Linked DNA regions of Homo sapiens: all the other regions are linked to region 1. A link is a contact called in ENCODE Hi-C or POLR2A ChIA-PET data. All regions are on one chromosome and are shown on one strand. Each heading gives the region's core, a stretch centred on a gene start or an enhancer-like site at or near the end of the contact. The rest is flanking DNA. Distances are from core to core; before and after follow the strand shown. Region 1 holds the start of MIS18BP1 (MIS18 binding protein 1). Region 2 holds the start of MBIP (MAP3K12 binding inhibitory protein 1). Region 3 holds the start of DDHD1-DT (DDHD1 divergent transcript). Region 4 holds the start of TXNDC16 (thioredoxin domain containing 16). Region 5 has its middle 130 kb from the start of SSTR1. Region 6 holds the start of TMX1 (thioredoxin related transmembrane protein 1).

What was found. Hi-C counts contacts between places; a loop is a spot of excess contacts on that map. ChIA-PET counts read pairs that join two places held with the same protein, here RNA polymerase II (POLR2A). Pooled maps may share reads with other maps.
Region 2: a loop to region 1 is called in a pooled map, with 8 times the contacts of the local background. The contact joins the promoter of MBIP here to the promoter of MIS18BP1 in region 1. A Hi-C loop is called at or near these places in 2 of 50 pooled maps.
Region 3: a loop to region 1 is called in a pooled map, with 7 times the contacts of the local background. The contact joins the promoter of DDHD1-DT here to the promoter of MIS18BP1 in region 1. A Hi-C loop is called at or near these places in 1 of 37 single-sample maps with no recorded cell type and 6 of 50 pooled maps. POLR2A ChIA-PET finds 5 or more read pairs at or near these places in 1 of 52 experiments (B cell).
Region 4: a pooled map shows a loop between it and region 1 (12-fold over the local background). The contact joins the promoter of TXNDC16 here to the promoter of MIS18BP1 in region 1. A Hi-C loop is called at or near these places in 7 of 50 pooled maps.
Region 5: a loop to region 1 is called in a map of naive thymus-derived CD4-positive, alpha-beta T cell, with 12 times the contacts of the local background. The contact joins the enhancer-like site here to the promoter of MIS18BP1 in region 1. A Hi-C loop is called at or near these places in 2 of 168 maps with a recorded cell type or tissue (both naive thymus-derived CD4-positive, alpha-beta T cell) and 4 of 50 pooled maps. POLR2A ChIA-PET finds 5 or more read pairs at or near these places in 1 of 52 experiments (T-cell).
Region 6: a loop to region 1 is called in a map of B cell, with 9 times the contacts of the local background. The contact joins the promoter of TMX1 here to the promoter of MIS18BP1 in region 1. A Hi-C loop is called at or near these places in 1 of 168 maps with a recorded cell type or tissue (B cell) and 7 of 50 pooled maps. POLR2A ChIA-PET finds 5 or more read pairs at or near these places in 1 of 52 experiments (CD4-positive, alpha-beta T cell).

The regions. Positions count from the first base shown.
Region 1 is chr14:45,251,276-45,254,843 of GRCh38, forward strand. It overlaps MIS18BP1 (MIS18 binding protein 1), which reads right to left and starts at 1,927. Exons shown (of 17, transcript NM_018353.5): 1 at 1,760-1,927. It overlaps LOC107984674 (a long non-coding RNA gene), which reads left to right and starts at 2,016. Exons shown (of 4, transcript XR_001750746.2): 1 at 2,016-2,366. RefSeq lists enhancers at 1,896-1,955, 2,056-2,235, 2,145-3,094, 2,256-2,445, 2,516-2,575 and 1 more.
Region 2 is chr14:36,319,109-36,322,676 of GRCh38, forward strand. MBIP (MAP3K12 binding inhibitory protein 1) reads right to left here and starts at 1,529. Exons shown (of 9, transcript NM_016586.3): 1 at 1,352-1,529. The coding sequence starts at 1,480. RefSeq lists enhancers at 1,218-1,477, 1,878-1,927.
Region 3 is chr14:53,151,323-53,154,890 of GRCh38, forward strand. It overlaps DDHD1-DT (DDHD1 divergent transcript), which reads left to right and starts at 2,032. Exons shown (of 3, transcript NR_110062.1): 1 at 2,032-2,409. It overlaps DDHD1 (DDHD domain containing 1), which reads right to left and starts at 2,001. Exons shown (of 13, transcript NM_001160148.2): 1 at 939-2,001. The coding sequence starts at 1,776. RefSeq lists enhancers at 757-806, 827-1,026 and a silencer at 1,847-2,176.
Region 4 is chr14:52,551,255-52,554,822 of GRCh38, forward strand. TXNDC16 (thioredoxin domain containing 16) reads right to left here and starts at 1,251. Exons shown (of 21, transcript NM_020784.3): 1 at 1,062-1,251. GPR137C (G protein-coupled receptor 137C) reads left to right here and starts at 1,582. Exons shown (of 7, transcript NM_001099652.2): 1 at 1,582-2,337. The coding sequence starts at 1,894. RefSeq lists silencers at 1,772-1,841, 1,852-2,051.
Region 5 is chr14:38,072,685-38,076,252 of GRCh38, forward strand. No RefSeq gene overlaps it. Among named protein-coding and RNA genes, the nearest start is that of SSTR1, 130 kb to the right of the region's middle. Within about 2 kb of position 1,832, at least 2 of the 41 ENCODE cell types and tissues checked have a DNase peak (open chromatin) inside an H3K27ac peak, as active enhancers do.
Region 6 is chr14:51,238,726-51,242,293 of GRCh38, forward strand. TMX1 (thioredoxin related transmembrane protein 1) reads left to right here and starts at 1,522. Exons shown (of 8, transcript NM_030755.5): 1 at 1,522-1,719. The coding sequence starts at 1,568. RefSeq lists a silencer at 1,358-1,700 and an enhancer at 1,561-1,800.

The sequences.
Region 1 (3,568 bases), core at 677-3,176:
GCCCAGAATAGGTTATAATATATAGCCTGGGTTTTTATAAGTACACTCTATGATATTGGCACAATGACAAAAATTACCTGAGAATGTATTTCTCAGAACGTATCCCAGTCAGTTACAAGTGACATATATAAATACAGAACTGAAGCTAAACAATTATGTATATGATCCTGAATGTAACTACTCCTCCTCCTCCTCCCAAAAAACATGGAAAGTTCTTGTAAGAATTTACTGTAGTGGTAGTAGTAATAACTATTACTATGGAATGGGTCAAAAATCCCAGAGCACACTAACCAAAACTGGGACATAGAATTAGGGGGAAAATAGAATTTTAAGTTAACAGGCAAATGATACACTTGAAAAAAATACTCAGCACATATGACAAAGGGCTAATTTAAATAACATTCAAAGAGACCTAATAAATCAACTTTAAAAAATATACAAAACAGAAAATGGTCATGGGACATGAAAGGTGATTAATAGAATACAAAAGGCCAATAAACGAGTTGTGACACCTGATTTTACTAATAAATGGAGATGCAAACTAAAACAGTGAGATTTCTTTTTCATATCACATTGGTAAATATTAATTTCAAAATGCAAGTATGCATACTATTGACACGGAAATTCCACTTCTAACTTGTTTTTTCCTATAGAAACATCTGCGTAAGAATGCAAATATATATGTACCATAATTGCCGATATTTACTGAATATTTACATGCCAGCCACTATATAATCTAACAGCAACTCTAAAGAGTTAAGTACTGTTATTACTCCCAATTTGAAAAAAGAGAAATTAAGGTATAAGGTGGTTAAGTAAGCTGCCCAAGGTCACTTGACAATAAGTGAGAAAGAGGAACCGATTCTACCCGACTCCATAGCTTCAGTTATTTACCAACAGGCAACAGTCTACACACCCACTACACAGGGAAGTTCACTGCAGCATAAAATGAAATGAAACAACCCAGATGTCTACCAATAAAGGACAAAATAAATCCCGCCACATCCATACAATTTACTCTATGTATTCAATAAAAAGATATATATGTACTTATATGGAAAAGTATCCAAGAAACATTAAATTGAAAAAGAAAGTAACAACATAGAATTGCATTTGTTTAAAAAAATTTTTAAGTAAATAAATAAAACACATACAGGCATAGAGAAAAACTCTGGAAGCGGTGAACCAAATTGTAAACAGTGTTTATCTTTGAAGGCCAGGATGAAGTGGCCTACCATTTTCTTGAACTCCTGAGCTCAAAAGATCCACCCGCCTCGGCCTCCCAAAGTGTGGGATCACAGGCGTGTGCCACCGCGCCCGACCATTTTCTAAATAATTTTATTAACATCTAAAGATGTTTGCAACAAGCATGCAATTTAACCAGAAGAAAACATAAGCTGAATGATCAACTGCTTCTATAGCCCTGTGGGTCCTGGGGTCCCAAGGGGAAGAGTTGGGTACTGAGGAATACAATTTTCCCACTTGGTATTCTAAAAAAAAAAAAAAAAAATTTATTTTAGAACAAAGACCTAGAACGCTCACCATCGAAATAAATTTGAGCAATCGTGTTCTACTCTCTTAAGTACAGTAGACACGCAACAAGTAAACATCGAGTGCGAAGTATAAAATCCGTACCAAAGCCAGAAATCTACAAAAAAAATAAATAAAACCGCGTGAGCCGAGATGCTTAAAGGGCAGACGCCCACCATCTGCGGGGACCCGCGGTAGGAGGTTAGCGGAGGGCGCGGGGAGGACGTACCTTGGATGAAGAGCCTGGCAGGGAGAGACTGCCGCAGTTCCGGCTCGGCTCCGCGCGGAGAGAGGGCCGCACGCCGCCGGGCTCGCGCCTCAGGCCCACGGTGTATCCTGCCCGCGGCGGCCAGGCGCCAAGCGACGCTTACCTCCTCCGCGACGTTCTCTAACACACAAAACACTTCCGCAATTCAAATTTGAAGAGCCCGCCCTCCAGCCAGCCCGGGATTGGCACGCTCGGGAATTGCGCCACCGTGCGTCTCACAGGGACGCAAGAAAACTGCAGGCGGCCTCTGCACTCCGTGGACGGCAGTGTGTCCACAAAAAGTAGGCGACCCTAAGCTGTCACAGGCAGGGGGCGAGCTCCTCTAGTTGTCTTCAAAGTTCGTTTCGTCTTCGTAGGGCACGCGCCCACCCTGAATCCCGCCTTTCCTCTCGTGAAGCTCTGCCGGGACAAGGCTGACGTGGGACGACGTGGGACGCCGTGGGCCGCGAGCACGCCCCGGCACTACTGCGGCTAAGTTTGGCCTTTCCTGGTTGCCGTCCTCCCCTACAGGCTGTGCGCCGTAGCGGCTGTTATCCTTCTTTTCCGTCTCAGGAAAACAGCGTGCTTGGTGGGTTTGAGAGAACTTCTGTTTTTCTGTCCTCCATGTTTGAGGCGGAGAAAGAACATTTTGTTCTTGAGGTGATGATGGATTGAATGTAAAGTTACGCACAAAGTGGGATGTTTAGTTGGAACTGTTCCCTCAGGAAATACGATTTTTTGGGCGTGGGGGACAGGGTTTCGCTCTGTCGCCTAGGCCTGAGTGCAGTGGCGCAATAACGGCTCACTGCAGTCTGGAACTCCAAGGGATCTTCCCACCTCAGCCTCCGAGTAGCTGGAACTACAGGCGCGCGCGACCATGCTTGGCTTATTTTTATTTTGTAGAGAGGAGGTCTCACCATGTTGCCCAGCCTAGTCTGGAACTCCTGGGTTCAAGCGATCCTCCATCTCGGCCTCCCAAAGTGCCAGGATTACAGGCAACCGCACCGAGCCAGGAAGTGATTAATTTTTTTTTAAGTCACTTCACATTCCAGAAACATTAATCTCGACAACTCTAGGTTGCTGTAAGCAGCTTGTGACGGTGGCCCCCAGACTGCGTCCCGCTTTAGACTGCACCCAGTGAATCTCCACTCTAACCACCGCGGAGTGACCGGGTGTATTCTTCGCCTTGTATAGGGCACATTGGTTCAGTCTTGAAAGTAGAGAAGGGGAAGCCAGGGTAGTAAGGTGTGTTCTCAGCCCTGAACCCTGTCCAACTCCAGTCCTGCATGAAGTCTGTCCTCTTCCCCCCATCCGCATTTGTGACAACAGAGCTTCTTTTTATTTTATACTTCCATCTAAGAAAATTAGTCAACTTCTAGTCACATACCACATTTCCCCATTAAGAGGCTTTACTGAAAAGGTGGTAATTTTTTTTTAAAGTGACTTTTGCAGTCCCTTCTAAATCCTGCATGTACTAAATTTTGTACACACTGAATAATCAAAATCCAAAATATAAATTTAAAACATCCACGTGAATGCAAATAAGGAAAAACAGTTGGAGGTAGGGGGAAAGGAAGCAAACTTACCTGGATAAAATGAAGTTTCTTTCTTGTACACCATAATGAGAAAATGGTTGGACATGGATTTGCACTACTTTTTTGGGAAAAACCCACCTTAAAACAGGTTAAATGGCATGTATGAAATATACTTTGATAGAGGAAGTTTGAAGGGATGGTCATTCAGATTTTAAAGCACCTGAAATTGAGGTATAGGACGTTTCTGTGCCTGATG
Region 2 (3,568 bases), core at 279-2,778, 8.9 Mb before region 1:
AAATTCAGTATGCAAAATATTTCAAAAGAAATGTTTAAATCATTGCTCAGTATTTTTTAAAAATATTCCATCTTCTGTTAACAGGTGAGAATAAACTTTTTTCATCTTGACATTATAAAATAAATAAACTTAAGTTCCAACGTCGCCATAAAAAGTTCTCTAACTTTTAAACCATTTAAACGTCTTGGGTCTTAAGAATGGAATGTTAATAACAAAACACCCCAAGTCTTTAAAAAATGTTTTTGGTAAGTACTTGGCAAACAACTGAATTTAAAAGTTATATCTTTAAGCAGACTCCATTAATAACTGCGTCATTTCATAAAACCGTTTAACTTACAGTAATGTTCTTTGTAAGACACAACATACTACGATTTTTAAAAATAGTAACTTCTTAAAAGACTGATTCTCCATCTACTCAAGGCTTTAAAAATAATTTTCACAAATCAGACAAATGTTCTATTTTCATAGGAATTTACCATTATCTTTGACACAAATGCCTGCTTTGTCCACTTGCGCTAGTACCAGCCCCAAAACAAACTTTTACGGCTAGAAAATGGTCTATGTAAGATAGAAAATATTTCCTTTTAAAAGGCAGGTAAACAAGCATACTTTTAAATTGTTTCTCATTTAAAACTTGAATTTTACACCATGAAACGAAACAGTGACTTGATCGAAGAAGCCCATTTCAATTTAAAACCAATTTTACTATGACATTTCTGCAAAAGCGATTTATCAGCCAGTTAAACTAGTTAATAGTTAAATAACGACAGTTCTAACGCCAACAGCATTTTACGCTAGAAGTATTTTAAATGAATTCCTTTTACTTTTCTCCCCATTTGAAAGGATTATAGATGCGCAAAACAGCCCGAAGGAAAAAAGAAATAAACAAAACCAAGTAACTCATAAGAACAAATTACTCCCTCCCCCACCAAAAAAAGCTAATAAGCGCGCGCTTTTCTATAAATCTCAGGCCTACTGACCAACCAATTCCCATAAAGAGTAAGTTGGAGGAAAAAGGACCCTGAACGCTAAGCGCCTCCTAAACTCGCAGTGAAGCTTTTCCACATTCATTCTCTCCAAGCCTGCCTCTCTCGGAGCCGGGTTTTCACTTAGGCCAACCTCACCCACTCTTGGGGAGGACAGCTGCAAGGTAAACGACTCTGCAACCGGTACCGCCGTCCTCCTCACTCCGACCGAGGAGGCTGGGCCCGGGCTCCTTCCACACCTCGGCTTCGGGACCGCATCCCACACCTCTGCAGGCCTAGCTGCCCCCGGCCTCTGCTAGAGAAAAAGAATGGCGAGGAGGGACCGGATGGTTTCCATATTCCCAGTCCCTCAGGCCACCTCTCACCTGTCCAACCAGGGTGTGTAGGGAGCGAAAGATTTCGTAGAGCACCTCTCGGGAGAGGTTGGGTCTGCATCTTCGCTCCAGGTTCCTGTCACCGCTGCTCGGGCGATTAAGCTCCGTGGCAGCAGCCATGATATCTTCTCAGGCCGCCCCACCACCACCACCACCAAGATTTGCTCACAACCCCGCCCCCTCCCTTCCAGCTTTAGTCGCTTGGCGATGACGTAAGACACGGAGTCTGGTTTAGATCGGGCTTTGAGGCCCCACCCTCTCTATGTGAATGACAAGCACGTTACACCAATCAGTTGCAGCTGTGACATTGCGCCGAGGCTCTGAAGTGGGTAATTGCAGACCACAGCTAGGCTGGAATGCTGTGTTTGGGGTGGTCATTAGAGTCGTGGTCTCTTTAGCGTTATGAAGCCTACCTTGACTCCTAGGTGTTCATTGTGAATCTTGGTAAGAGGAGACATAGTTAAATTTTGTAGTTTGAGTCCAAAAAGTAAAAGTTGACATTTTAACATGGCGGTGTGGAGTGGGTCTGGAGGAAGCTTGCTGGTCAGGGATGGAGTGGTGCCCACACGTGTTTCTAAACATTGGAAAACTCACACGGAATTATCATGATTGGATAGAACATTTTCATCTCTTCAAGTTTGTTGTTGTTGTTTTGGAGACAGAGTCTCACTCTGTCGCCCAGACTGGAGTGCAGTGGCACTACCTCGGCTCACTGCAACCTCCGCCTCCCAGGTTCAAGCGGTTCTCCTGCCTCAGCCTCCTGAGTAACTGGGACTACAGTTGATATTCTCTGTTTTAACTGTAGAGACGCTTAACCCTAAAATTGTTTCAAAGAAATGAAACACTGTCAATATAATTCCAACAGGAATTTAACCTGGATAAATAATATCATGCAACCACAATCTTTGAAATTAGGACATAAAACCGAATTCAAATTTTACAAAGTATTATTTATCATAATAGCTTTATTATAACGATGTTTGTGGGGTTTTGTAATCTTTTAGTCAGACTCCGATATTTTTAAAAAGTGTTATCCAATTAAAGTATTACAATAATTTTTAGTGTTAAGCTTTATTCAAAAACACTTTAAGAAATCAACATCAGCTTAGAGATAAGGAAGGTGGGATTTAAAACTCGTAATTCTGTTAATAGTCTAATGCATTTACAGTAGAGAAAGCAAAGGTGGAAACTTGCACAATGTGTATTCTTTAGTTTTAGGGTAGACTAAATTAAAGGGAAGGACTAATGCATCAAGGAACTAAGATAAGGACGATGGGGATAAAAACTCCTTTGACCTGTCCCTAGGGAGTCTCTTAATTAGGCTTTCATTTCCAAAGACAAATGGGATCACCAGGCTTGACAGAATCTTGGGAAATCTTTTCTGTTCCCTTGTTGGCAGCAAGATATACAACTGACATTCCAGCCTATTTCTACAGGCAGAAAAATACTTCACAATGTCCAGTCTCAAATTGAGCAACCTTCTTATTCAAGCATGGTAATGGGGTAACTGTAAGTTTTTGTTTTGTACCAAATTAGCAATCAGTTTCAGATCATTTGTTTTCATTGAGGTGTTTCATATTTTTTCAAATATGGAGAACACTGATATGCAACACATTTGGGAATATGCTTTGTATATTTAAAAAATGTTGTCTTTAACAAGGTGCTGCTATTCCTTTCTTTGCCATCATTGATTTTGAATTTTCAAGTTTTACTTGTTCTTTTGAGCCTCTAATACAGAATTAACTGATGGCCATTTGATCTGTGTATTGCTTCTCCATGTAATTCTGTGATTTGATATCCAGACCTGCACTTGTATCTTAGTATTCTTTACTTAGGTACAGGTTGAGCATTCCTAATCTGAAAATTCAAAATCCAAAATGATCCAAAATTTGAAACTTTTTGAGTGCCAGTACCACAAGTGGAAAATTTCACACCTGATCCGACATAACAGGTCACAGTTAAAATGTAGTCAAAACTTTGTTTCATGCACAGAATTATTTAAAACATTATATAAAATTACCTTCAAGTTATGTGTATAAAGTATACATGAAACATAAATGAATTTTGTGTTTAGATTTGGGTCCCATCCCCAAGATAGCTTATTATATATATGCAAATATTCCAAAATCTAAAAAAAATCCGAAATCTGAGACACTTCTGGTCCCAAGTAGTTCAGATAAGGGATACTCAACCAGTAGTACTTAAAAT
Region 3 (3,568 bases), core at 782-3,281, 7.9 Mb after region 1:
TATTATAATACTGGTGGTCAGTAACTTCTGTGACTATTGAATATCTCCTATATATTACATACGTAATATTTGCTGCATGCACTGGCAGATATTTACGGTCACCTTCCTCCTATTCTAACTATAAACCCGTCTGTGTTGTTGTCTAATAAATACTGTTAACACTCATATCACACGTAAGTACCAACCATAGTTCCAAGCCCTTGAAGTATATTTTCTAATTTACTTTCACAACAATCCCGTGAGGTAGGTACAATTTCTCCCCTTTTACAAATGAGGAAGACGAGGCATAGAAATGGTAATTTTTCAAGGTTAAGATGCAAACACAAAAATATGTAAATGAGGACCTAAGAGACAGAATCCAGTATTCCACCGAGGGAGCGGAGCCACTTGCCAGAGCTGCTTCACGCAGTGCTTTCCACCTCTCCGAACACACCCAGTGGGAACAACCTATCTCCTTTCCCTCCAGGGATTCTTTTACTTTTCCTGAACCCATAACTAAGCTGTTGATTCTCGAGCAGATCCTCTCAAACCTTCCTACTCCAGAAGACGTGCCGCTATTTAAATCATAGGCTGTTTAGGGTAAATGAGACAGAACCAGATCCCCAGGTGGACAAAGCTGGTAGGATCACGAAATTAAACCTCGGGCTGCGGATCCGGTCCTGGATCACTTCCAGGGGATGGCAGCAGCACCCGGCTCACCCAGGAGGCGCTACCCCCGAAGGTATCCAGTCCTCCTGACCCCAGGCAGCTTGGGTTTTGCCATCTGCTCGTTTACCCTTCAGCTGCCGACGCTCCCTGCTCAATCTCCATCCTGCCCCAGCCAAACGCCAGGCCTCACGCGCCTCCCTCTTCGCGGCGACCAGTCCCAAACCCACACCGGTGCGCATCGGCCCATGCAGGGGCAGCCCGTCCTGCCCTAACCCCGGCCCGCTACTCACGGTTCCAGTACACCGGGTAGCACTCTCCTTGGGTCACATCCACCTCGTAGAGGCCGCCCCGCACGCACACAGGCTCGATGTTCACAAGCTCCACCATCTCCGGCTCGTGCCCCGTCGTACTCTGGCAGAAGCCGCAGGCGCGGTCCTCATCGTCATCTTCTCCGGAACTGGAGGCTGGGCCCGTGGGGGAGCACACATGGTCGCCGTCCCGGTCCCCGCCCTGGGGCCGGGCACCCGTGGTCTGCAGCAGGGTCCGGAAGGCGAGCTCGATGCGGAGCGAGTCGTAGCCGATGAAGGGCTTCCAGGTCTTCTTGTCCTCCTTGTAGAACCAGCGTACCTCCTCCGGGCCCAGCTCCGTCACTACCTCATAGCGGTGCCGGGCCGCCGGGCCGCCAAGCCGGGTACGTTTCCTTTCCCCGGGGGACCCTCCTGTCGCGCCGCCGCCCCCCGAGTTCGTCGGGACCAGCGGAGGCTGCTGCGGCGGGTGCAGCGACAAGGAGCTGCCGCCGCCGCCGCTCTCACCCTCGCTGTAGTAGCGCAGCGAGGAGCCCGACTCGGCGGAGCTGAAGTCATAGTTCTCGTCACTGAGGCAGGGGTCCAGCGCGAGGTGGTGGTTGTGGTCGTCGGTGCCCGGCGCCAAATGCAGCCCGGGTTCCCCGCGCAGCAGGGCCAGGGGCACGTCGCCGTCGTCCGGGTCCCCGCCGGGCAGGTGCTCGAAGCAGCAGACGCCGCCGCCGAACGCTGGCCTCGCGTCTGAGCCCAGCTCCCAGGCGCCGCCGCCGCCGCCTCGGCCGTTATGCTCGGGGCTCCGTGGGGACCCGCGGCCCGGGTAATTCATGCTGTGGAGACGCCGCCGGCTGTCCGGCGGCGCGCGGAGCCGTGACCCCCAGCGCTTCCGCCACACATTCAACGCCGCCGCCCTCTCCACCCGAAGTTTCTAATCTTTCAAATCCCGACCCGAGCTGCGGCGGCAGCGGCGACCGCTCCGCCCCCACGAGACCCGCAGCCGCCGCAGCTGCGTTCTGCCGCCGGCCCCATTGTCACGCAGCCCGACGTAGGCGGTGCTTCGGCCCCCGCCCCGCCCCCCGGCCGCGTGCGCCGCCCCGGAAGCCCGGGCTGCACCGGCGCCGCGCGCGGGGTTCCCCCCTGCCCCTCTGGCTGGGAGGGCAGGGTGGTGTCAGGTCGCCCGCCGCTCTTGGGCCTCCTCGGCTCCCTTCCTCCTTCCTTGCGGTCTTCATGCACAGCTGCCTCGGTCCCCCGCTTCTGGAATTCACAGCCCAGATGTGGATAGGCTTTACCCCACTCATCCTTACAATGTGGGTCATGAGCCCAGAGCCTTAAGCTACGTGTTAGGAGGGCCCCAGGATGTAGGATTCAGCATTGCTCTTTTTGACCTTAGGCCCTACTGCGGCCTCGCCTGGACGTTTTGTCACCTGGCCCTGGTGCCTCCAGACAGAACCAGGACGCATAGGTGGGTGGATACGAGGGCACTCCACCCCACACCCATCACTCACCTTGGTGTCACCACTCCCACTGGGAAACTGGAATCTAAACCTTGCTTCATATGCCATCTCATATTATTACTTATCTTTTGATGCTTGGATTTCCTGTTTTCTCAACCTCATTGCTAGGCCCTTGATGGAAACCAAGTCCATGTCAGCCTCTCCCACACAGTGGGTGCGCAATCAGTCTTAGTTGATTATAATGATGTCAAGTCCAACCAGCTGTGGTAAAGAGTGTTCGATTGAGAGGTAGAAAACAACCAGGTTCTAGATTTAGCTTTGCTAACCATCCACAGGCAAATCACATAATCTTCCTGATCTTTTTGGTTTCCTCATCTGTAAAATTAAGATTCTTGGACCAGATGATATCTAAAGTTCCTTCTAGCAATGGAATTCTATGAACTTTAAGGTTTCTTCCAGATTTTTATGCATCTCTGATTCTGTAACTCATATTCTGGGATCAAGTTGAATACAGAGGCTCCCTTATGTGGGTCTTTTTTATTTAAAAAAAATTATTTTGTAAGCACATCACCCTATGTTGAGAATCCAGAGAAAAACCATCTCCAACCTCAGTGTTTTCATTTTAAGAATAGACAGTCTTCACTATTTCTTTTACTCTCTGGTGGAATCAGATTGGTAGGGCAATTTTTCTTGCTCCTGAGATGTAACCTGTCAGACATTATTACTCTGTCATTATTTAAATCAAGACTATCTGAAGTTTGTACAGGGCCTTTGTAGGAATTTGAAAAAAGGCATTGCTTCCTGTGGGCAGATACAGAGCGGTGTTGGAGTTGATGGCTTGTCAAGTAGAATACAGGCTGGATTTTCTGCCCCAATTAGTGCCCTTAGCTGGTTAACCTTGTGCAGTGAACAACCTATCCAACTGTATACTGCAGCTCTGACTGAAAGCATCTAAGATCAGGACCCTCTTTACCACTCAAAAAAAATTTCTGAGTGCCTGCTTCCCAGTTGCTCCTCCAGTATTTCTATTGACAATATGCAGCATATGATATTGGGTATGGGCTTTGGTCTGTTTACTAGCTGTAAAAGCATTCATTCTACAGGGTTTGAATAGGTGTCTGGCCACCTATATGCCAGGCACCTCTATGCTAACTTCTACTATAAGAG
Region 4 (3,568 bases), core at 1-2,500, 7.3 Mb after region 1:
GGGCAAAGCATATGACAAAGGCCAGCCTGGACAATATAGTGAAACCTCGTCTCTACCAAAAAAAAAAAAAAAATCAGCCGGGCATGGTGGCTCCAGTGCCTGTAGTCCCAGCTACTTGGGAGGCTGAGGTGGGAGGACTGCTTGTGCCCAGGAGGTGGAGGTTTGTAGTGAACTGTCACTACAGCCTGGGCGACAGAGCGAGACCCTGCATGAAAAAAAGGAAAAAAAAAAAAAAAAGCATAGGACAAAGGATGGTGAGGTAAGAAAAGCTGGGTCTTTGTTGCTCCAATAAACGTAGCAATGTCTTTCACAAGGATACTGAATTCGTAATGTGCTGTGTATTCTAAAGAAAACAAATTATTTCCTTTTAATTTTGCACTACTTGCTAATCTTATTTCCAAATAGGAAAAAAAAAAGTCAACAACTATGTGCCGGCCCAATATACGTTAGTCGATCTGATTATTCCTCGGTTCTTCACAGCAGTAACACAGCATGTATTTTCTCTCTCAGGCCCAGGAATAGCGCCACCATCTACCATACACAGGTCCAAGGCTTCGATACATGTGGAATTTAAACAGTACAGAATATTCTACTTCCTCTCCAGGCAATCATCATACTTACAAGTCTGTTTCTGCCTTTTTCCCAAAACTTAAGCCCAGAGCATCTTCCCAAATTCTACGTTTGAAAGAACCAGCTTCCCCCTGCTCACAGATCGCTTCAACATCCATCTGATACTACTACTACTCTTCCTTAAGAGACATTTCCCTTGGCCTTGGGAGGAAAGGGTCTTTCACTTAAGAGCTCCGATTCTCCCCGTCGCCCCTTTCCATCCCCTCGACCCACAAAGGGCTCCGGTGTTTCCCGCCGTTCATGCAGCGAAAAGAGAAAGCAAAATGCCCTCAGGAGGCTCCAGGTGAGGCCCTTCGGTGCCCCAGAGACGGGTGTCTTAAGTCAGACTCCGGAGCTGTGCAGTGCAGCCCTGGCTACAGAAAGCTGCTTCGTCTGAATCCCCGGGTCTGCAGGCAGAGCCCACAGCCTGAAGGGCCAGCGCTGTCACCTACCTGCCCGGGACCTGCGGGCGGGGACCTGGGCCGTTCCCGAGGCCGCGCGGCCAACAGTTCCCGCCGCCACGCGACGGAGGAGGAGGCAGAAGACGGGGCCGTGCCAGACTAGCCGGGTAGCCTGGAACCACTTCGCCAACCTGCAAAGGCGTAGCACTTCTCCCTCCCAGCCTGCAGCCGCCACCGACTCGGCGGAGTCGGCCTCCTGGGAAAAAACAACCTGCGAAGCTCCTCCTTCTCCTCGTGCTCCCTACGCGAGGCACTCTCTAACCAATGGGAAACGTGGTGGGCGGAGCGAGAGTGACAGACGATTACAGAGTCCTCCCGCCGGCGCGAACGGGCGGTGCAGTAGCAGGGCCAATCAGCAGCGTGGGTGGGAAGTACAGGGGCGGGAGAAAGTAGGGAAATTACGCGCCCAATCAGATCTCGGGGCCCTCGAGCGACGGGTCCTGCGGCCCGTGGCCTTCCGAGCGCGGCGCTCAGGGGGCGTGCCTGCCTGGGCCAATCGGCGCGAGCCCACAGTGCGGAGCGAGCGCCTCAAATGCTCGGGTTTCTCAGCTGATTGTCTCCAGCCGAGAGTTGTTTTTTGCAGCTACGGAGCCGAGCCGCAGCAGGAGGAGCCGAGACCCCCGGGGGGTGGGGGGAAAGAGGAGGCGGGGTCCGGGGGAGCCGCGGCTGCTTTGCGCTGGACTCCGGGTCCCGTCACGGCGCTTCCTGGGGTTAGAGGCTGGGGTGGGTGGGGGGTAAGGGGGCAGTCCTTCTCCCCTTCGACGGCGGCTCCGAGTCCAGCCCCTTCCTTCCCGCGCTCGCTCGCCCGGCCCCCAGCCCCCTCATGAGGGTGTCCGTGCCGGGTCCGGCGGCCGCTGCCGCCCCCGCAGCCGGCCGCGAGCCCTCCACGCCCGGCGGGGGCAGCGGAGGCGGAGGCGCCGTCGCTGCAGCCTCAGGCGCCGCGGTGCCGGGCTCCGTGCAGTTGGCGCTGAGCGTCCTGCACGCCCTGCTCTACGCCGCGCTGTTCGCCTTTGCCTACCTGCAGCTGTGGCGGCTGCTCCTGTACCGCGAGCGGCGGCTGAGTTACCAGAGCCTCTGCCTCTTCCTCTGTCTCCTGTGGGCAGCGCTCAGGACCACCCTCTTCTCCGCCGCCTTCTCGCTCAGCGGCTCCCTGCCCTTGCTCCGGCCGCCCGCTCACCTGCACTTCTTCCCCCACTGGCTGCTCTACTGCTTCCCCTCCTGTCTCCAGTTCTCCACGCTCTGTCTCCTCAACCTCTACCTGGCGGAGGTAAGGCGGGAGGGCCGGCATGCGGGGCCCGGGCGGGTGCGCGGGGCCGCCGGGATCAACTCCCGCTGAGGACCAGCGGGGGCGGGGGGTGGGCAGCGAGAGGCGGACTGGAAACCAGCCTGGGGAAACTGAGGCACACCTGGAGTGTGAGCCAGTGTTTTCGCCTTAAACTTAAGTGGCTGATTGGCTTGATTACTGAGGGGTTCGGGCTAGGGGGTGAGTGAGTGAGTGTGTGTGTCTGACAACTTAAAACAGCAACGGAACGAACCCTTTGTTCGGTGTTCTGGCCCTCCGAGGTAAGGCGTTGGTGGCACCAACAAAGTGGCATCGCAAGAAGTAGCAGCCCCGGTGGCTCTGCCGAAGCCGGACTGTGTTGAGGGAGGTTGGATGCTGAGGTAGCAGCAGCTCTGCTGAAGCTGGACTGCTGCCAGCCATTACGTCACCAGGCAGAGCTGTTCCTCTGCTATTGTTGCTGCGTTTCTTTTATTAGAAGCTTATATTCCCTCCTGCATCTCCTTTCCTGTGGCTCGATAAGCCTCACATAAATTTCGTTCGATAGTTCCCCAGCAGGGTTGATGATCAATAACCAATGCTGAGGATCAGGATAAGGACCTCCATAAAGCCCTTAATGTTTGCCCCAGTTGCTTCGTGCTTTAGCGGTTTATCCTACCTCCTATTAGCATAGTCTTTTTTGGAGCTAATTAAGAGAAAAAAATACTAGCTTAACCTGTGCCTATTGCAGAAACAAAACCACCAAACTGTTTTTGCAATAACTTGCTTAATATCTGGAACCTAATCACACCCCCTTTCTCTTTTATGGGGAATTGCTGGTTGGATTGCATTGTTCTGCAGCGCTTAGGTATTTGACCCATTTCAAACAGGTTTGGGAGTGTAAGGTTGTCAATCATGTGTGTCAGCTTGTGGTATTTAAGCCATAATATTTTAAGACTTTCCCCCAAAAAAGTCCTCCTTCCCACCAAAAGAAAAGCTTGAGGAGGGGAGGAAGCAAGGTGACATCATATGCTTAATACAGACTAATATAGAATAATATTGGCCTATGCAGCTAATCCTCTCAAAGGCTTTTTTGGAGGTGATGGAATTAATGTAGTTCCAAGCAAAAGTAAAAAAAAAAAAAATGACGTATATTAAGTGTTTATATTTCCTGCATAAACCAACTCTTTTCTCCTTTAATAGGAAGTAGAATGCATAATTTTATAATCAGTCATAATGT
Region 5 (3,568 bases), core at 582-3,081, 7.2 Mb before region 1:
CTACCTTTGTCATGGGCATAAAATGTTACATGTTTTCTTGTAAAAATGTCATATTACTGATTTTTCTTCTTTAACTCATTTGCATTTTTTCAATGGACATAAAATAATATCTTTTTGTCTTTTTCCATATGGAGAGCCAATTTTCTAGAAATAGTTATTGAATAGTCCACTCACAACTCTTGGCCAGTTCTGGTCACATGGTCCTACCCAAACATGAGGGGAGTGCCCAGAAGTGGCTCCCCACTGAACATATTGGTGAACAGCAATAGTATTAAATAATTACCTACAAGGGATATGATGGTTTTAAAATATGTTCACAGATTCTTTGACACTCTTCTTTTCAAAAGATGGAGTCTAATTTCTCTTCTCTTGTGTGTAAGCTGGACCTAGTAACATGTATTCTAGTGCCAGAAGTGAGGGTGTATGATTTCCAAGATAAAGTTAGAAAAGGTACTGTGGCTTCTGTCTTACTTTCTTTTGGATCACCTGCTCTGGGGAAAGCCAGGTGTTATGTTAGAGGCTACTTGGGCAGCCTTATGGCAAAACACATGTGGCAAGGAACTGAGGCTTCTTTGTAAAAGGCAGCAGTAATTTGTCAATTATGCAAATAGCCACCATGAAAGCAGCTCCTCCCACTCTAGTCAAGCCTGGAGATGACTGCAGCCTTGGCCACTGGGATCTTCACTGCAAACTGAGGACAAGTCAAGTCCTGAGCCAGAGTCCTTAGCCACTCAGCTAAGGTGTTCCCAAACTCTCAACCCACTGAAATTCTGTGAGATGATAAGTGTTTATTTTTGTTCTAAGCCAATCAATTTTGGAGTGATTTGTTTAATGGTAATAAAGGATTAATCCATTGAGTTTCACTAAATTTGAAGGCAATGTTTATTTCAATATGATTTAAAATATAGGTTATGTGGCATAAATCACATCTAATTTGGTAGTCCTAGGAGATTATTAACCTCAAAGAAACGATTATTAATTAACCAGAGCAGGTTTATAAACTGATGGACAACCAGAGGTCTGGAAAGACATTTATATCTATTGAGGTGCTGTGGACAGGAAAAAAAAAAAAAAAAAAAAAAACAGAAACAAAAACCAAAACCTCAAACCAGTCATTACTAATAGGAACCACAATAAAAAGTTGTGTTTTGAATTTGAAAGCTCCAAATTGCCGTGACTCATTTGCTATTCGTCTGCTTCTTACATGGACAACTCCATAGAACCATGCATCCATGGAATAGGGATTGAGTAGGGATTTAATTAATTATTTATTTTTATTTAATGTCACATGATATTAGAGAATGAAACAAAGGTCCGTGTAGTCTCTAGCATAAAAATATCATCTGGTTTCCATACTTCATAAAGTTTTGGGAAGGTCAAAGTAAATAATGTGAGAAAAGGCTTTGGGAGCACAAAAGAACTGTGTTAATGTATCACCAGAATTATGTGTCAGTCAGGAAAAGCTAGGTTTTGCTGTGGTAATGGAAACTCCAAAATCGTAGGGGCTTACAACTTGTGAGCTTTAGTTTTTGTTTATGTTAGACCACTCCAAGTTGGCCATGGCTCTGTCATGTCATCTTCACTCTGAGACCCAGAAGGCAGAGTAGCCTGTAGCCAGAGGAGTGACACTTGTCATACCAAAGAGAAAGAGTCATGAAGGACTTCCTGAAAGGGCAGACTTCATGATTTGCTAGAAAGACTCAGAGCACATTACTGTGTAGTGATGATTTATTACAGCAAAATGATACAAAGTAGAATAAGCAAAGGAAAAGGTACATGGGACAAAGTTTTTTGGAGGAAAACAGGTACAAGATTCCGAGTCCTTATCCAGTGCAGTAACACAGGATGTGCTTCATTCCTCCAGTGCCAAATCGTAACAATGTGTGAAATGTCATCTACTGGGGAAGTTCACAAGACAGACTCAATGCCTAGAGTTTTTACTGAGGGATGATCACAATAGGCATCCTCTGTCCTGCATGTACCCAAATTCTGGACTCCCAGAAAGGGTTCATGGGTTCAGCATAAGCCTTATTCTTTGCACAAACAGTTTAGGTGCTGTGAGCCATCCTTATCAGGAAATGTGAGACCCTTCCTGAAATTCAAGCTCCCCAATTCCAGCTGAGGGCCAATCTTGCACACAGGTCTTTCTAAGCCAAGCAGACTCAGACCTTTTATGCTAATTCTTTCTGCAAAAACCCATATCACTCCTGTTCACATTTTCTTGCACAGAGGAGGTCACATGGCCAAAACTGACATCAAAGCAGTGAGAAAGTATAATCTTCCCACAGGAAGTGGCAGCCGATATTTTGAACTATAATACGATCTACTATAGAAACAACATGAAAAAAAGAGAGAAGAAACTGATATCTCCTACACCTATGTATATGCATACTTTATGCATATTTTCATTGTCTTGGCTCACATTATATAAATTGTTTTAATGAAATGAATTGGGCCAGGTAATCCCAGCACATTGTGACGATGAGGTGGGAGGATTGCTTGAGTCCAGGAGTTCAAGACCAGCCTAGGCAACATAGTGAGAGCCCCATCTCTATAAAAATTAGGTGGGGATGGTAGTGCATGCCTGTAGTCCCAGCTACTTGGGAGGCAGAGATGGGAGGATTGGTTGAGCCCAGGAGTTTGAGACTGCAGTGAGCCGTGATTCCTCCACTGTACTCCAGCCTAGGCAACAGAGTGAGATCCTGTCTTAAAAAAAAAAGAAAATTAGATCCCATTTGACAATTTTGGCTTTTGTTGCCATTGCTTTTGGTGTTTTAGAAATGAAGTCTTTGCCCATGCCTATGTCCTGAATGGTATTGCCTAGGTTTTCTTCTAGGGTTTTTATGGTTTTAGGTCTAACCTGTAAGTCTTTAATCCATCTTGAATTAATTTTTGTATAAAGTGTAAGGAAGGGATACAGTTTCAGCTTTCTACATATGGCTAGCCAGTTTTCCCAGCACCATTTATTAAATAGGGAATCCTTTCCCCATTGCTTGTTTTTCTCAGGTTTCTCAAAGATCAGATAGCTGTAGATATGCAGCGTTATTTCTGAGGGCTCTGTTCTGTTCCATTGATCTATATCTCTGTTTTGGTACCAGTACCATGCTGTTTTGGTTACTGTAGCTTTGTAGTATAGTTTGAAGTCAGGTAGCCTGATGCCTCCAGCTTTGTTCTTTTGGCTTAGGATTGACTTGGCTATGTGGGCTCTTTTTTGGTTCCATATGAACTTTAAAGTAGTTTTTTCCAATTCTGTGAAGAAAGTCTTTGGTAGCTTGATGGGAATGGCATTGAAGCTATAAATTACCTTGGGCAGTATGGCCATTTTCATGATACTGATTCTTCCTACCCATGAGCATGGAATGTTCTTCCATTTGTTTGTATCCTCTTTTATTTCCTTGAGCAGTGGTTTGTAGTTCTCCTTGAAGAGGTCCTTCATGTCCCTTGTAAGTCGGATTCCTAGGTATTTTATCCTCTTTGAAGCAATTGTGAATGGGAGTTCACTCATGATTTGGCTCTCTGTTTGTCTGTTATTGGTGTATAAGAATGCTTGTGATTTTTGTACATTGAT
Region 6 (3,568 bases), core at 272-2,771, 6.0 Mb after region 1:
ATATACAGTTGAATACATATGCCTGTAGTTCCCAGAAAGATCAGAGTCTGAATGATATACAGTTGAATACATATGCCTGTAGTTCCCAGAAAGATGAGAGCCTGATGATATGAAGAGAAAGGTGGCGGGAGATGGGGGGCGGGGGGCAGTAAAGCATCCTGGAGATGCCGATGTCCGGAAGTAAAGGAGGACCAGCCAAGAAGTTTGAGAAGAATCAGCTACTGTAGGACAGAAAAAAAAGCGAGCTGCCCAGACAGCAAGATAGTAAAGTGTTTCAAGGGTGTGGTAGAATGGGGCTAGGAGTCATGCTAGATGCATTGAGAAGAAACAATTGGGATTTATCTTGCTGGTCGCTGGTGTCCTTGAGAGGGCTATTCAGTGGAGGGGTGGGGAAGGGGACTAATTGGGGTTAATTAAGTTGAAAAGGTGAGGTAAGATAGTGGCAACTATTTCCTTGAGACTTAGTCTCTCTCTATAGCCCAGATTGGAGTGCAGTGGAATGATCTCGGTTCACTGCAACCTCCGCCTCCCGGGTTCAAGCGATTCTCCTGCCTCAGCCTCCTGAGTAGCTGGGACTACAGGCGCCTGCCACCACGCCTGGCTAATTTTTGTATTTTTAGTAGAGACGGGGTTTCACTATGTTGGTCAGGCTGGTCACAAACTCCTGACCTCAAGTGATCCGCCTGCCTTGGCCTCCCTGTTTTGCTAGGATTACAGGCGTGAGCCACCGCACCTGCAACTATTTTCATTTGACTGATGGGGCAGTGCACATTTTGGTTTGCATTTGTATTTACGAATGTTTGAGAGAAAAAACTCAAATATCTTACAAGCCTATGTGTCTGGTTCCATTTTGAAGTACTGACCTAGGATCTCTGTACCTACTGAATTTTTTTTGAGAGATAACATACACCTGAAAGTGCATAAAGTGCACTGTCTTAAAATGTACAGCTTGATCCTTCTTTAAAAAAAATCATATACGTACGCCCATGTAACTACTGTTCATATCTAGATGTTGAACACCTCCAACACATCCAACATAACCATAATGTTCCTCTGCACCTTCCCTGTCTATAATCTCTCAGAAGTAAACCAATATTCCGACTCCTATAAAATCCATTAGCTTTACTACATGTTTCAAAGAAAACAAATGAGAACTCTGAAGGACATTTAATTGGAAAACTGCTTTAGCACATTATAAACTTACCAATTTGCTTGTAAACGCTAACCATTTGGCGCCAAAATCCTGGGAGGGTCTTTTAAACCGTTCTTCCTCAAAGCACCGCCCCACTTTTTACACCACGCCTCCTTTTGCTCTGTTCCTTCCCCCACAATATTGGGACACCCTAGGCGGTAGAAGCAGCCGCTTTTCTGTCATGCGCATTGCGGAGAGTCGTTCTTCCCTCTTTCCCGACTTCACCACTCACTGGGATCAGACCCCTGTCATGCGCATTGAGAGTCCTCTAGACAGGCGCTCCTCGCAGCACCGTAGTGCGCTTGCGCTGAGCAGCCCGCGAGGGCGGAAGTGGGAGCTGCGACCGCGCTCCCTGTGAGGTGGGCAAGCGGCGAAATGGCGCCCTCCGGGAGTCTTGCAGTTCCCCTGGCAGTCCTGGTGCTGTTGCTTTGGGGTGCTCCCTGGACGCACGGGCGGCGGAGCAACGTTCGCGTCATCACGGACGAGAACTGGAGAGAACTGCTGGAAGGAGACTGGATGATAGAATTGTGAGTGCGGGGCGGCCAGGGTCCTACGTCCGTGCCTGGACACACGACTTCACCCCGCACGTTCCTCGTGCGGGTCGCAGGCTCCCCAGGACTGCGCCTCCGAGTTGCGGAGCGAGCGTCCCCGACTTCTGCAGCTCCCCAAACTCTTGGGATCTGCCGCCAGCTTGGTCCCACCCCCTCGTCTCTTACCCGTGAATGTTAAGTTTCTTCTGGGGTGCACCCTCGTTTCGTTTCTTGGGTTGTGGTGCGCCCAAAGGGTTAGTGCCAATGCGAATTCTGACATTTTTCATGACTTTGAGGATGCGACTGGGGCGCGGGGAGGGAGGTGTCCGACTCGTGTCTAAGTAGTTAAAGTGATTCTTCACAGACTTCTACACTTATTTTCACCACATTTTACATAAGAGAATATTGAGCAAAATTTCTCCTCTCGTTTTGTCTGTCCTTAAAAGATAGTCTCTTTATGGTGTTGGAATTTGGCGCTTTTAAGCTTTTTTTAATGGATTGGGTACGTTTCTTTTTTATTGTAAATACTGAGTCAATTCAAGTTGGGTTATTTTTAAGTTTTCGTTTTCTCTTTTTGCCTCCTCTTTTGCTTTCTCTTTTTTTCACTCCTCATCTCATTTTTCCTTTGGGTGTCTTTGTAGTGTAGAGAATACCTTGGGTTGTGACTCCTAGGTCTTTGTAAATGGTATTACATTAAAAGATAATGTATTAATGTATACACTCTCAAGAGCGCCAGGTCATCATTTATTGCTCGAACGAAATCATGTATTTTGTGTGGTGATTTCAATTTAATAATATCTGTTCTGCCGCGGTGGGAAATAAAGTATCTGTCTTTGCTTTAGATGCTAAGTCGTTGTTGATGGTGGTATTATACATATTAGCAGTATTTACTGATAATAGTAAAAGCATAATTATTAACAGTGTACTGGACACCACTAAGCACCTTTACACGAATACCATATTTAATTCCCTACAAATTCTCTATGACAGGTGTTTTTCACGTTTTACAAATGAGTAACAAGATACCTAAATACTTTAGTTAACCTATGCAGATATTGCTGTGCTGGCTTTCTTTGGGTCTTCAGAGTAGGCATACAATAATTGTTGTTAGAACACCTTCTTCTTTAAAAAGGTTCAGCTGGAAGTGGCGTACGCTACCCAGGAGATTGAGGTATGAGGATGACTTGAGCCCAGGGGTTCAAGAGATCCTGGGCAACTAGCAAAATAAATAAGTAAATAAATAAAAATGAAAAGACAACAGGGTTCAGGTGAGTGTTTTCTTGTGTCACGAATACAGCAAGGGTTGTCAAGTTAAGGAGGCCAGTGAAAGTGACATCCCCAAGGGAGAACCCAGAAGGCTAAATCAGTAAGTCCTGTGTTATTTTTTAAAAAAACAAAACTGGCCGGCGCGGTGGCTCACGCCTGTAATCCCAGCACTTTGGGAGGCCGAGGCCGGTGGATCACGAGGTGAGGAGATCGAGACCATCCTGGCTAACACGGTGAAACGCCGTTTGTACTAAAAATACAAAAAATTACCTGGGCGTGGTGGCACGCGCCTGTAGTCCCAGCTACTCGGGAGGCTGAGGCAGAAGAATCGCTTGAATCTGGGAGTCAGAGGTTGCAGTGAGCCGAGGTCGCACCACTGCACTCCAGCCTGGGCGACAGAGTGAGACTCAATCTCAAAAAAAAAGTAGAACATTTATATGGAGGGTAAGATAAAGGGAAATTTTCATAGTATGCATGTAGTCTGCAATTCTGAAATGAATTTTCATTCAGGCACCATTGAAAGCTTCAGGGGAGAGGAACTGTGACACTTTTTCAGTCATCATCATGAGTAACTTGTTTT